Regions from separate parts of the Homo sapiens genome. Here region 1 is linked to region 2. The links are chromatin contacts, found by Hi-C in ENCODE. All regions are on one chromosome and are shown on one strand. Each heading gives the region's core, a stretch centred on a gene start or an enhancer-like site at or near the end of the contact. The rest is flanking DNA. Distances are from core to core; before and after follow the strand shown. Region 1 overlaps LOC105377114 (a long non-coding RNA gene). Region 2 overlaps CFAP20DC-DT (CFAP20DC divergent transcript).

Evidence for each region. A loop is a pair of places that touch in the nucleus more often than their neighbours do. Pooled maps may share reads with other maps.
Region 1: a loop to region 2 is called in a map with no recorded cell type, with 15 times the contacts of the local background. The contact joins two enhancer-like sites. A Hi-C loop is called at or near these places in 3 of 37 single-sample maps with no recorded cell type and 3 of 50 pooled maps.

The regions. Positions count from the first base shown.
Region 1 is chr3:61,356,707-61,362,444 of GRCh38, forward strand. All of the region lies in intron 3 of LOC105377114 (a long non-coding RNA gene), which reads right to left. Among named protein-coding and RNA genes, the nearest start is that of FHIT, 110 kb to the left of the region's middle. Within about 2 kb of position 1,890, at least 2 of the 41 ENCODE cell types and tissues checked have a DNase peak (open chromatin) inside an H3K27ac peak, as active enhancers do.
Region 2 is chr3:59,562,930-59,568,466 of GRCh38, forward strand. The region is part of intron 6 of CFAP20DC-DT (CFAP20DC divergent transcript); the gene reads left to right. Among named protein-coding and RNA genes, the nearest start is that of CFAP20DC-DT, 480 kb to the left of the region's middle. Within about 2 kb of position 3,607, at least 3 of the 41 ENCODE cell types and tissues checked have a DNase peak (open chromatin) inside an H3K27ac peak, as active enhancers do.

The sequences.
Region 1 (5,738 bases), core at 640-3,139, 1.8 Mb after region 2:
ATTAGGTGGTGTGCAAGCCTGTAGTCCCAGCTATGTGGGAGACTGAGGCACGTGGATTCCTTGAGCCCAGGAGGGTGACACTGCAATGATCTATGATCACACTGCTACCCTCCAACCTGGGTGAAAAAAAGAGCACTACAAAAATGTTATTTGAACAGGGGAAAAGGTCAACACTACTACAAATAGATGTTCCATGCCTAGAAGTCCCATGAATAGATGAATGCACAGAGAAGATCAACAGGCTTCAGAGGAACACTACACTGCATCAATGATGCTAATTTGGTGGCAACCCATGTGAAATTTCTGATACATTGGAAAGGGGCTGGCAGAAAGTTTCAGTTGGCAGACTCTGTGAAATTAACAACAAAGAATGATGAATGGAAGAACTTAAGTATTTTAAAGAATGCTTTCAAAGAATCCATTTTAATAAACAATCACTGTATTCATCAAAATTCTTATCCTTTTACTGTATTTTGGAAACCTATTTTTAAACCTGAGAGGATTAAATCAATATTTCTATAAAAATATTTTATAACTCAGCTTTGTTAGTATACTTCTCTCAATGGTATAGGAAGTTAGCTCTACACCGTATGAAGGAGTTTATGTACAAGACAAATGAAGCTATGTCTACTCTCTAAAGTGAATAACTTCTTTGATTGACAGTTTTTTCCTAATTAGCACAGCAAACTATAGCTGACCGTACTAGTGTCGGAAGCCCAGCACAATAAATTATCCTTCAATTGTCATTCAAAACAAAGTTCAAGAAAGAACTAAACATCAGGCAGCAGGGAAAAAACACACAGAGTACGCATGGTTTATTAATAATGTACGAGGATGGCCAGCACAGTACTTGAATGAGATGGGGGTGACAAAAGTCAATTAAAATCTTGAGACGGTTTTTTTGAGATATGGAATATTAATTAGAGAAAGCAACTGCAGAATTGCCTGGCAGAACCAGGCACACATTTGAAATCTTGTTTGTAGTTCAAGAAGCCATTTTTTAAAGAGTCCTTGAGAGACTGAAAAGATGCATCTAGAAAAAAAGCAATTAAAATAATTCGGAGCTGGAAGACGTTAGGTCAACTTGGCATGTGTAATGCAAAAGGATACAGTGGTCAGCACGGCGCTGCAGGAAACCTACTAGGACAGCTACTTCCGTGGGACTCTTTAGTGTTTTTATTTATATTTTTTTCTGACAAAGACCACTTTAAAAACACAAATGGGAGAAAGGCAGTTACAAGTGTGTAGTGTTGTGAACTATTATGAATCGCCTATTTCAAGCATAAGTGAAAGAAAAGCCATTTCTGCTCTGGTTAAACAAATCATATTTGTCTACAATAGGATTAGAGATGCAACAGACTGGAGAGTTTGGCTCTGTTTCTGGGACAGGGGAGATATCCATCTACCCTGAAAAAAAAAAATAACTAACATCTTTTGAGAGCCTTGTGTACCAGACACTATATAGTATGCTTTCTAATGGTTTATTTCCTACAGAAAGTATGCTACATGAAGGCAGGGAAATTTGCTGGTTTTGAACTATCATATCCTCCATGGCTGGCACATAGTAGGCACTCAACAAATATTTTACCAATGAAGGGTGCTTCTCTAATGGTTGGATTTGTTATGCCTGTTTTCCTCTTATAATGAAATATGATAAAAATTGGGGTTTACTTCCTCTTAGTGTTCATGCTCTTGTGCCCTTGAGGGCAAACTAGACCTAGTGGCCCACTTCTAATGAATAAAATATATGAAAATGATGGAATGTCACCACTGAGATTAGGTTAAAAAATGACTGGGAGTTCTGCCTGGCTGTCTGTTGCTCTCCCACTTGCTCTTTCTGATGGAAGCCAGCTGCCCTATGAAGAGGCTCATGTGCCAGGAAACTGAAAGAGGCCTCTGGCCAACAGCCAGTGAGGAACTGAGAGTCTCAGTCTGACGGCCCATGAGGAACTGGACCCTGACAACAACCATGCGAGAGAGGTCAGAAGACTCTCCAGCCCCAGTTGAACCTTGAGATTACTACAGCCCTGGCCATGTAATCTTGTGAGAGATCCTAAGCCAGAATTACCCATCCAATCTGTTCCTAGATTTCAGACACACAGAAACTATGAGATAATAAATATTTGTTGTTTTAAACTGCTAAACTTGAGGGTAATTTGTCATACAGCCAGAGATAACTAATATATACATCTACGTAAAAGTGTTTATTTTTAAGTTGTTGGGGTATTCTTTTTTCAAATGGCATTGTAATTTTCTACTTTCTGCTCTTACAGCATGTACTAGTGTTTTTCAAAAAATAACCCTGGTTTGGCAGTGTGGTAACAGCTGCTTCTTCCATGTCTAATGGATGGCAGTAACGTTTCAACTGAAAATTTATTTTCTCATTCTAAAGTGTTACCTTAGCATATTGACAGTAGGAGCCTTACACAGTTCCAGGAAAATCATAATTAAGTCAAAGTTCTAAAAAATACTTTAAAATCCATTAGATTTATTCAACACAGCATTCTACATGTCATAATGACACTAAGTGCTAAAATTAATCTCTAGACACCTTCCTATTGAAGTTAAATGGGCTCTCTTTATCTAGTTCCTTCTACAGCTCATGACATCTATATGTTGGGTTTTTATAATATATAGTAGCCAGACAAATAGCCATACAAATGAGTCCTGTGAATTCACACTAATTCATCATTTTGATCAAAACACAGTTAACCACTGGTTATCTGGCCCCCAAATTCCAGTGATATCTATACATTATACCTTATTTTTGCACTACCAATGTATAAACTCTTAAATTCTGTAAGATACATCTAATGCTATCGTGCAGCCAAAATAACTTATTCTTTGAAAGTTGAAGGGTCTTATGAGTTACCATTATGTATAGCAAGTATTATTCTAATCAATTAATGTGGACTTCTTATCATGTAGCTTTATCCTGGCCCTTTTTCTTGTCTTCCCCTAGACTGTAGGTCTTCTGTTCTACCACTGAAGAGGACCTGACATACAATGAATACTCAGATATATATATCTAATAAACTAATACATAAATTCTATGCTTGTTTTTTCATTCAAAGATACTTTAGCATGGTCCTAGCCCTCAAAGATGGATAAAGGAGAGGAAGAAATACACACATAATCATAATGGAAGACAGTAATAGTAATCATAATTACTTAAGAAAGTATGTCAAATGATACTGGGTATTTATTTTTAAATATGCAGATCCCTGGGCCCCAGCCTTCAACTGAACGTTTAATGTAACATTAAATGCTTACATTTAACTTGGCTTAAGAACCATGGACTAGATCAGAGGTTGGCAAACTTTTTCTATAAATGTCTAGGTAGAAAATGTTTTGGGCTTTGCAGACCAACATAATCTCTGCTGCAACTAAACTCTGCCATTGTAATGCAAAAGCTGCTGTAGTTAATACATAAATAAATGGATATGACCGTGTTCCAATAAAACTTTACAAATGGACATTGACATTTTAAGTTTTTAATTTCTTATAATTTTCACACATCATGAAATACTATTCTTCTTCTGATTTTTTCTCAACTATATAAAACTATAATAACCATTCTTGGCTTTTGAGGGGCACAAAACCAGACAGCTGGCCAGATTTGGCCTGCAGGCCATAGTTGGGCAGTCTTTGGCATAAATGAAAGAGCATGGACTCTGGAATCTTCTTGACCTGAGTTTGTATTCCAGCTCTGCTCTTTATTAGCTGGTGACTTGAGCAAGCTACTTACCCTATGAGAGCCTGTTTCTTTTTTACCCAAGACAAAGAGAGATTTCAGTTATACCTACTTCATCCATGAGGTGGCAAGACACTTGAAGACCAAAAAAAAAAAAAAAAAAAAAAAAGAGGGTGTGGGTACAGGCTAAAAAGCCTGTGTGCTAAAACAATAATCATGCTATTTGAACTACCATAGTAAACATGTTTTCTTTTTACATGCCAATCAGGGAACTAATTTGGACATGGATTTAATTAAATGCAGTTGGCTGCATCACTAATATACTCTCTCTCCATCATATTCTATTACACAGTAGTCACTTCGTTTTGGGATTTGTTATTGTAATGTGATGAGACCTCACCATAACGTGTCATGGAGTGCACCAGGCAGCATCTTTTATTTTTATATGACTAGGTTTTAATGGGATTTTACAATTTAGCTCTAGGATGTCTAGCCTGCCAAATCATTCAGCAAATGCTAAGAAAATTGTCTTAACTAGCATGCTGCAAGTAAATGCTTCGATTTAATACATCATAAAAATAATAAAAAGAGAAAAATAAAACAGATAGGAAAAAGGGAAAAAATCATTTTGGAGAAAAGCCTGGCTTTCTCCTGAATTAAGATTTTAGGAAACAAAGTTTACATTTTATTTTTGACAGATGTTATAGCTACTGTGATTATGATTTCCCAACACCAGCACCCAAAAGAAGACACATTTTTAGTTTAATCACATTTACTTTATACTGTGCCTGACAAGTGTTCATTCATCCAGCCTCATTTCAGCAACTTGTCTCTGAAAAAGGAAAGTCTTAAAAGAACAATGCCTTAACCCAAAAGAATGAACATCTAAATGATAGAATAAAATGCATTAAACTAGAGGCAAGTAACTAGCGGTGGGGGCAGTGGAGCAGCAGAGTTACATAGATAGAAAACAAACATACCTCTCTTATTTGCAGGACCCAGAGAAAGAATATAAATTGTGACCACATAACGTGTCAAATATTTAGAAGTTAGAAATCCATTTAAATCCCACTCAAGGCCTTGCAGTCAATATCTGAAAATAGTCCTCCAGCCTGAATGTTAAAAGCCTGCTAGACTGCTTGGTAGCACAAATATGCTGGGCAGGACAGGATAGAAGACGGACCTGGGCTCAGGCCCAGGACTTCTGGGTACTGACTGCACTAAAAACTGTTAGAACTCATAATCAAGTTCAGCACGGTTGCAAGATGCAAGATCAATATACAAAAATCAACTGTATTTCTAGACGTTAGTAATAATTCAAAACCAAATTCAAGAAAACAACTGCATTTATAATAGCACCGAAAAGAGTAAAATACTTAGACACAAATTTAATGAAAGAAATCCAAAATGAAAACTCTGATTTTGAAAACTTTTTTTTAAAGAACTCAAAGCCTAAATAAATAGACAAATATTCTATGTTCATGGATTGGAAGATTTAATATTATTAAGATGGCACTACTCCCCAAATTGATCTACAGATTCAACACAATTACTATGAGAATCCTAGCTAGATTTTTTAGCAGAAATTTGCAAGCTGATCCTAAAATTCATATGGAAGTGCAAGGGACCCCAAATAGCCAAAACAACCTTAAAAAAGGAAGAGCAAAGTTGAAGGATTCATACTTCCCAATTTCAAAACTAACTACAAAATTAGAGTAATCAAGACAATATAATATAAGTCTACATGGATAGATATAGATCAATGGAATAAAATTGATAATTCAGAAACAAAACCTCAAATTTATAGTCAATTAATTTTCCACAGTAGTGCCAAGACAATTCAATGGAAAACAGTAGTCTTTTCAACAAATGATGCTAAGATATTGACATACCAAAAAATGAGCCTTATTCTCTACCACACAGAACATTGAACTCAAATTGGATCATAGATCTAAATTTAAGAGGTAAAATTATAAAACTCTTAGAAGAAAACACAGGAGTAAATCTTCATGACCTTGAGCTAGGCAGTCTTCTTAGACACAAC
Region 2 (5,537 bases), core at 2,357-4,856:
TGACTCCAGTCTTGCCCTTCCCTCTCCAATCCAGTCCTCGTAGGTGGCGAGAGGGAGCCAAGCCCACTAGAAGGTTTTTAAGAGGGTTGCTTATTGCAAGATCAGCCTGAATGTGGCCTATAAAGTTCTTCCAGCAATAGCATCCATCTGTCTCTGGCTGTGTTCCTATCAGGATGCATTTCTTCCATCTTGTCCAATTTCTTTCTCTCTGTCTCTGTTTTAATTTAAAAGGCCATTTTTCTGCATGGGAGCTCCACCTCCAACCTGCACCACTCAGCAACCAGTCATCCATCCTCTGCCCTGTCCCCTCATTTACTTGCCTAACTCTGACTCATTATTGGGACCTCAGTTTGGAGTCACTTTGTCTAGGAACCTTTCCCAGACTACTTGAGTATATGCTGGGAGTGAGTCCTCTGGCTCACGGCACCACCCTATCCTGCCCCCTGAAGCTCTGTATGAGGCTGCGCTTCAATTGACAGGCGACTATTCCCCAGTAGACTACACTCACCGCCAGGTCCCCCATGCCTTGCAAAGCAGTTTCTGGCACATGGTAGATGCCCCTTGAACATTTGCTGCTGAATGTTTGTTTTTCATCTTGAAGGCAAAAGAAAACAATGCCCAGACATGGGAGCAAAAGACCTTATCCTAAAACCAAAGGCTGTTTTGGATACAAAATGTTATATTTCATGTGAGGAAAAAATGCAGCATTGGAAAGAACTAGAACCCTCAAAAATACATGAAATGAGCTACGTATATCATTAAACATGGGGCATGGGTCTGTCTGTTCTGAGTGTGCATAAAATCACAAATTTTTCATTGAGACGTAAATATTTAAAAACAGACAAAAAAAGTGACCGTGAGTGCCAGGAGAGTTTGGCTAGGAGTGCGAGGTGAGGAGGGGCAAGTGGTGAATGAGAGCGTGCTGGATTCTGTGGTCCCAGGCAGGCTCTGTGAGGTGTGGGTGTGCATGAGAACAGTGTTTTATTTTTAAAGATACTTCCTCAAGAGATTGTTCATTAGGGAGTCCAACCTTTTCCTTGCTGTTCTCTGCTGCAAACATGACCTGATTCTGGAGATGGAGTTTGGAGGGATGTTAAAATCTAAGAGTCAGTGGAGTTGAAGAAGGCAGGAGTTGGGGGGTACAAAAATGTCCCACAGGCCTTATGGTTGATGAGTGAGTCTACATAGTTGTGGTTGGTCTTCTGGGCAGACAAACTGGTGTTGGTAATGGTTTTCATTCCAATGGCTCTGAAGGAGTGATTCTTGGTATACAGTACACTGATGTGCATTTGAATTGTGGTCTGTTTCTGCCACCAGAGCATCGCCACTTGTGATTGGTCCAGAGACTAAGGCAGTTAGGGAACACTGAGCCTGGATCTACCCAAATTCCTCAGGTAGGAGGTGGGGTTGCCATTTTCTAACTCTGAACAATCACATGCCTCTGCATGATACTGATGATAAGCATCTACTTGGACAAGGCTACCAGATTTAAAAATCTTTGTTGGTAGGTAGATAGGCAGGTAGATGTCTTAGTTTGTTTTTTAATGCTATAGCAGAATACCTGAGGCTACATAATTTATGAAGGGAAAAGGTTTATTTGGCTCACAATTCTGGAGGCTGGAAGTTCAAGATTTGGCAGCTACATCTGGTGAGGGCCTCAGGCTGCTTCAACTCATGGCAGAAACTGTGCAAAGAGATCACACAGCGAGAGAGAAAAACCAGGGAAGCCAGACTCTTTGTAACAACCCACTCTCCTGGGAACTAATCCATTACTAAGAACTCATTTAGCTCCTGGGAGGGCATTAATTTATTCATAAGGGCTCCACCTCCATGACCCAGACACCTCCCATTAGGCCCCCACCTGCCAACACTGCCACATTAGGGATCAAATTTCAACATGAGTTTTGGTAGCGCAAACCATACCAAGATAGACATACAGGCTGACTGATAGATGGCTGGCTGGATGGGATGGATTAGCAGGTGGATATAACTATGCAGAGAGATGTAATAGAAAAAAGAACACTTTATAAGGAGTACAATGAGGGGAATATGTTCTTTTACGACCCTTGTTTGCAACTTATTAAAAGTCAACATGCTGGTTGGGTGGTGTTTTATAATTGCAAAGCAGAAGGTCTAAATAAATAGGAAGTTCTACCAAAGATTTAATTAACCTAACCTGTAAAACCTCTTTAATTGATCTGTATAATCAACAAATGATTAATACATCATTTAGAATGAGGTGTCACAAAGGGGAGGCTGATAAACTTAAAACCCCTTTGTCTAGGCTTAAGAGAATTTCTCAAGAAGCAAGAGAGCTCATTTCTCCTGTGATAACACTATTTCTCTCCACTTATAAAATGACATCAGCTGCATAATGAGCAGATTAGGCACAGAATCACCAACATAGTACTGCACCTGCTAATGCAATTAGCCCCGTGTGCTTTCCTCCTGGGAGAAGCAGACACAGGTTATACGCAGAATGCAAGGGCAGCACCTGAACTAAGTGGGCTGCTTTGTCCATAACAACATGTATGTGGTTTGGCTGATTTTAGAGAGCATGAAGGAAGGGGAAGAATGGTTATGATTCTCTCCCCAGAACCAGTAGTCCTTTCTTCATGTCTGTATAGACATGCATAATATGTCAACCTGAACACCTTCCTTTTGTGTGAAACACATCTCTCCTGCTTCTTTAGGGGGTCGTTTTTTCCGTACTCCAACTACATGATTCTCATAAGGGCTTCTAAACACAGTACCCACTCTCAGGAATGGGCACAAGATTCAAGCGGGCCAATCATAGTAGGCCCAGGCCATGAGTCAAGCCAATTAGAATTCTTCTCAGGAAATTTTTAAGAGGGTGTCACTTTTTTTCTTTAGTTGTATAGCTATGAGGATTGGCTATTTGGGAGAACAAAGCCAGCTTGCAGAAAGGAACATGTGATGGTGATACTGAATGTTAACTTGGTTGCATTGAAGGATGCAAAGTATTGTTCATGGGTGTGTCTGTGAGGTTATTGCCAAAGGAGATTAACATTTGAGTCAGTGGACTGGGAAAGGCAGACCCATGCTCAATCTGGGTGGGCACCATCTAATCAGCTGCCAGAGAAGCCAGAATAAAAGCAGGCAGAAGAACATGGAAAGACTAGACTGGCTTAGTCTCCCAACCTACATTTTTCTCCTGTGCTGGATGCTCCCTGCCCTCGAACATCGGACTCCAAATTCTTCAGCTTTGGTACTTTTCCGCTTACACAAGTGGTTTGCCAGGGGCTCTCAGGCCTTTGGCCACAGACTGAAGGCTGCACTGTCAGCTTCCCTACTTTTGAGGTTTTGGGACTCAGACTGGCTTTCTTACTCCTCAGCTTGCAGATGGCCTATTGTGGGACCTCACCTTGTGATCATGTGAGTCGATACTCCTTAATAAACTCCCCTTTTTGTAAACATCTATCCTATTAGTTCTGTCCCTGTAAAGAACCCTAATAGAGAATAGAAGTAAGAAACAGCTAGAAAAAGAGGAGTCCAGAGTCCAGATAATACTTAAATCATCAAATCTCCCCGGCTTCCCTGATCCTTTCCTTTCTGAGACTTGGCTGCTCAGCATGTCCAGACCTGTGCACTTCTTCCGGCATTCTTTCAGTAAGTACTTAACGTTCTCAGGCTGTCTGATCTAGGTTTTTGTCATTGGCAAAGAAATGAGTCCTAAATAGCTTTTCTTCTTTCACACTCACTTACCTAATGAGTAACTGAGTAGGTAATGAATACCTACTTACAAATGCATAAGGCCTCACATTTGCCCTAAAGGACCTGATGCTTTGCGGGGGAGACTGAAAGAGACAACAGTGGCATAGTTTGGTTAGGAGGATGATGTGACATGAAAACATTTGTCAAAACATGAAAACCCAGTTTGGGTTGTGATACATTAAGTTTTCTTTCTTTCTTTCTTTTACTTTAAGTTCTGAGATACATGTGCAGAACGTGCAGTTTTGTTACGTAAGTATACAAGTGCCATGGTGGTTTGCTGCACCTGTCAACCCGTCATCTAGGCTTTAAGCCCTGCATGCATTAGGTGTTTGTCCTAATGCTCTCCCTCCCCTTGCGCCCCCACCCCCTGACAGGCCCCAGTGTGTGATGTTCCCCTCCCTGTGTCCATGCGTTCTCATTGTTCAACTCCCACTTATGAGTGAGAACATGTGGTGTTTGGTTTTCTTTTCCTGTGTTAGTTGGCTTAGGATGATGGCTTCCAGCTTCATCCATGTCCCTGCAAAGGACATGATCTCATTCTTTGTTATGGCTGCACAGTATTCCATAGTGTATATGTGCCACATTTTCTGTATCCAGTCTATCTCTGATGGGCATTTGGGTTGGTTCCAAGTATTTGCTATTGTAAATAGTGCTGCAATAAACATGTGTACATGTGTCTTTACAGTAGAATGATTTCTAATCCTTTGAGTATATACCCAGTAATGGGATGGCTGCTTCAAATGGTATTTCTGGTTCTAGATCCTTTAGGAATTGTCACACTGTCTTCCACAATGGTTGAACTAATTTACAGTCCCACCAACAGTGTAAAAGCATTCCTATTTGTCCACAGCCTCGTCAGCATCTGTTGTTTCCTGACTTTTAAATAATCACCATTCTAACTGGCATGAGATGGTATCCCGTTGTGGTTTTGATTTGCATTTCTCTAATGACCAGTGATAACACTAAGTTTTCTTAAAATGATTCTTAGGTTAAATACTTTCCTTGTATTCTACCATGTGAATTGGTGTTTTTTATTAAAATATTTTAAATTTTTTAAAGCTTTTTCAGTCAAACAAGTATGGAAAATGTCAAATTAAACCAAAATAAGTAGAATTCTTTGCTGCAGAACTTGTTGCTGATGCACTTTGGAGTATCATAGAGACAAATTGAGTATGCAGGGATTCCCAAAGTTCCTGAAGCAAATGCATTTTTCTTGGAATGTCTGATCAAATTTCAGAGAAGCAGTGTTGACTTGAACACAGTTTGGGATCTCCATTCGATCATTATGAGCTCCCCAGTACTTCCTGAAAGAATGTTGGGGGAAGCGCACCAGTCTGGACATGCTGAGCAGCCAAGTCTCAGAAAGGCAAGGATCAGGGAAGCTGGGGAGGTTTGATGACTGAAATGTTATCTGGACTCTAGACTCCTCTTTTTCTAGCTGTTTCTTACTTCTATATTAGGGTTCTTTAGAGGGACAGAACTCATAGGAGAAAGGTATATATAAGCTCTCTACTCGATGATTATGAGCTTCTCAGTTGGTGTAGGCTAAGATCCTGGCAGAGGTAGGCATGGGAGAAGCTCTGGATTAGTTGAATCCCAAGGCATCATCCTCTCTCTGCTACCATTGTGGGAAGGGTACCAGAGCAAATCTTCCTTCTTGCTGGGATTAAGCAGCATGCTAAGCCCTCAAAAGGAGTTCCTATATTACAATATGAAGAGCTGTTTTACTTTCTTTACGCCTAAGGTGGCACTACACGATGAGCAATAGATGTCATCTATATGGATGTTTAGAGGCATGAACC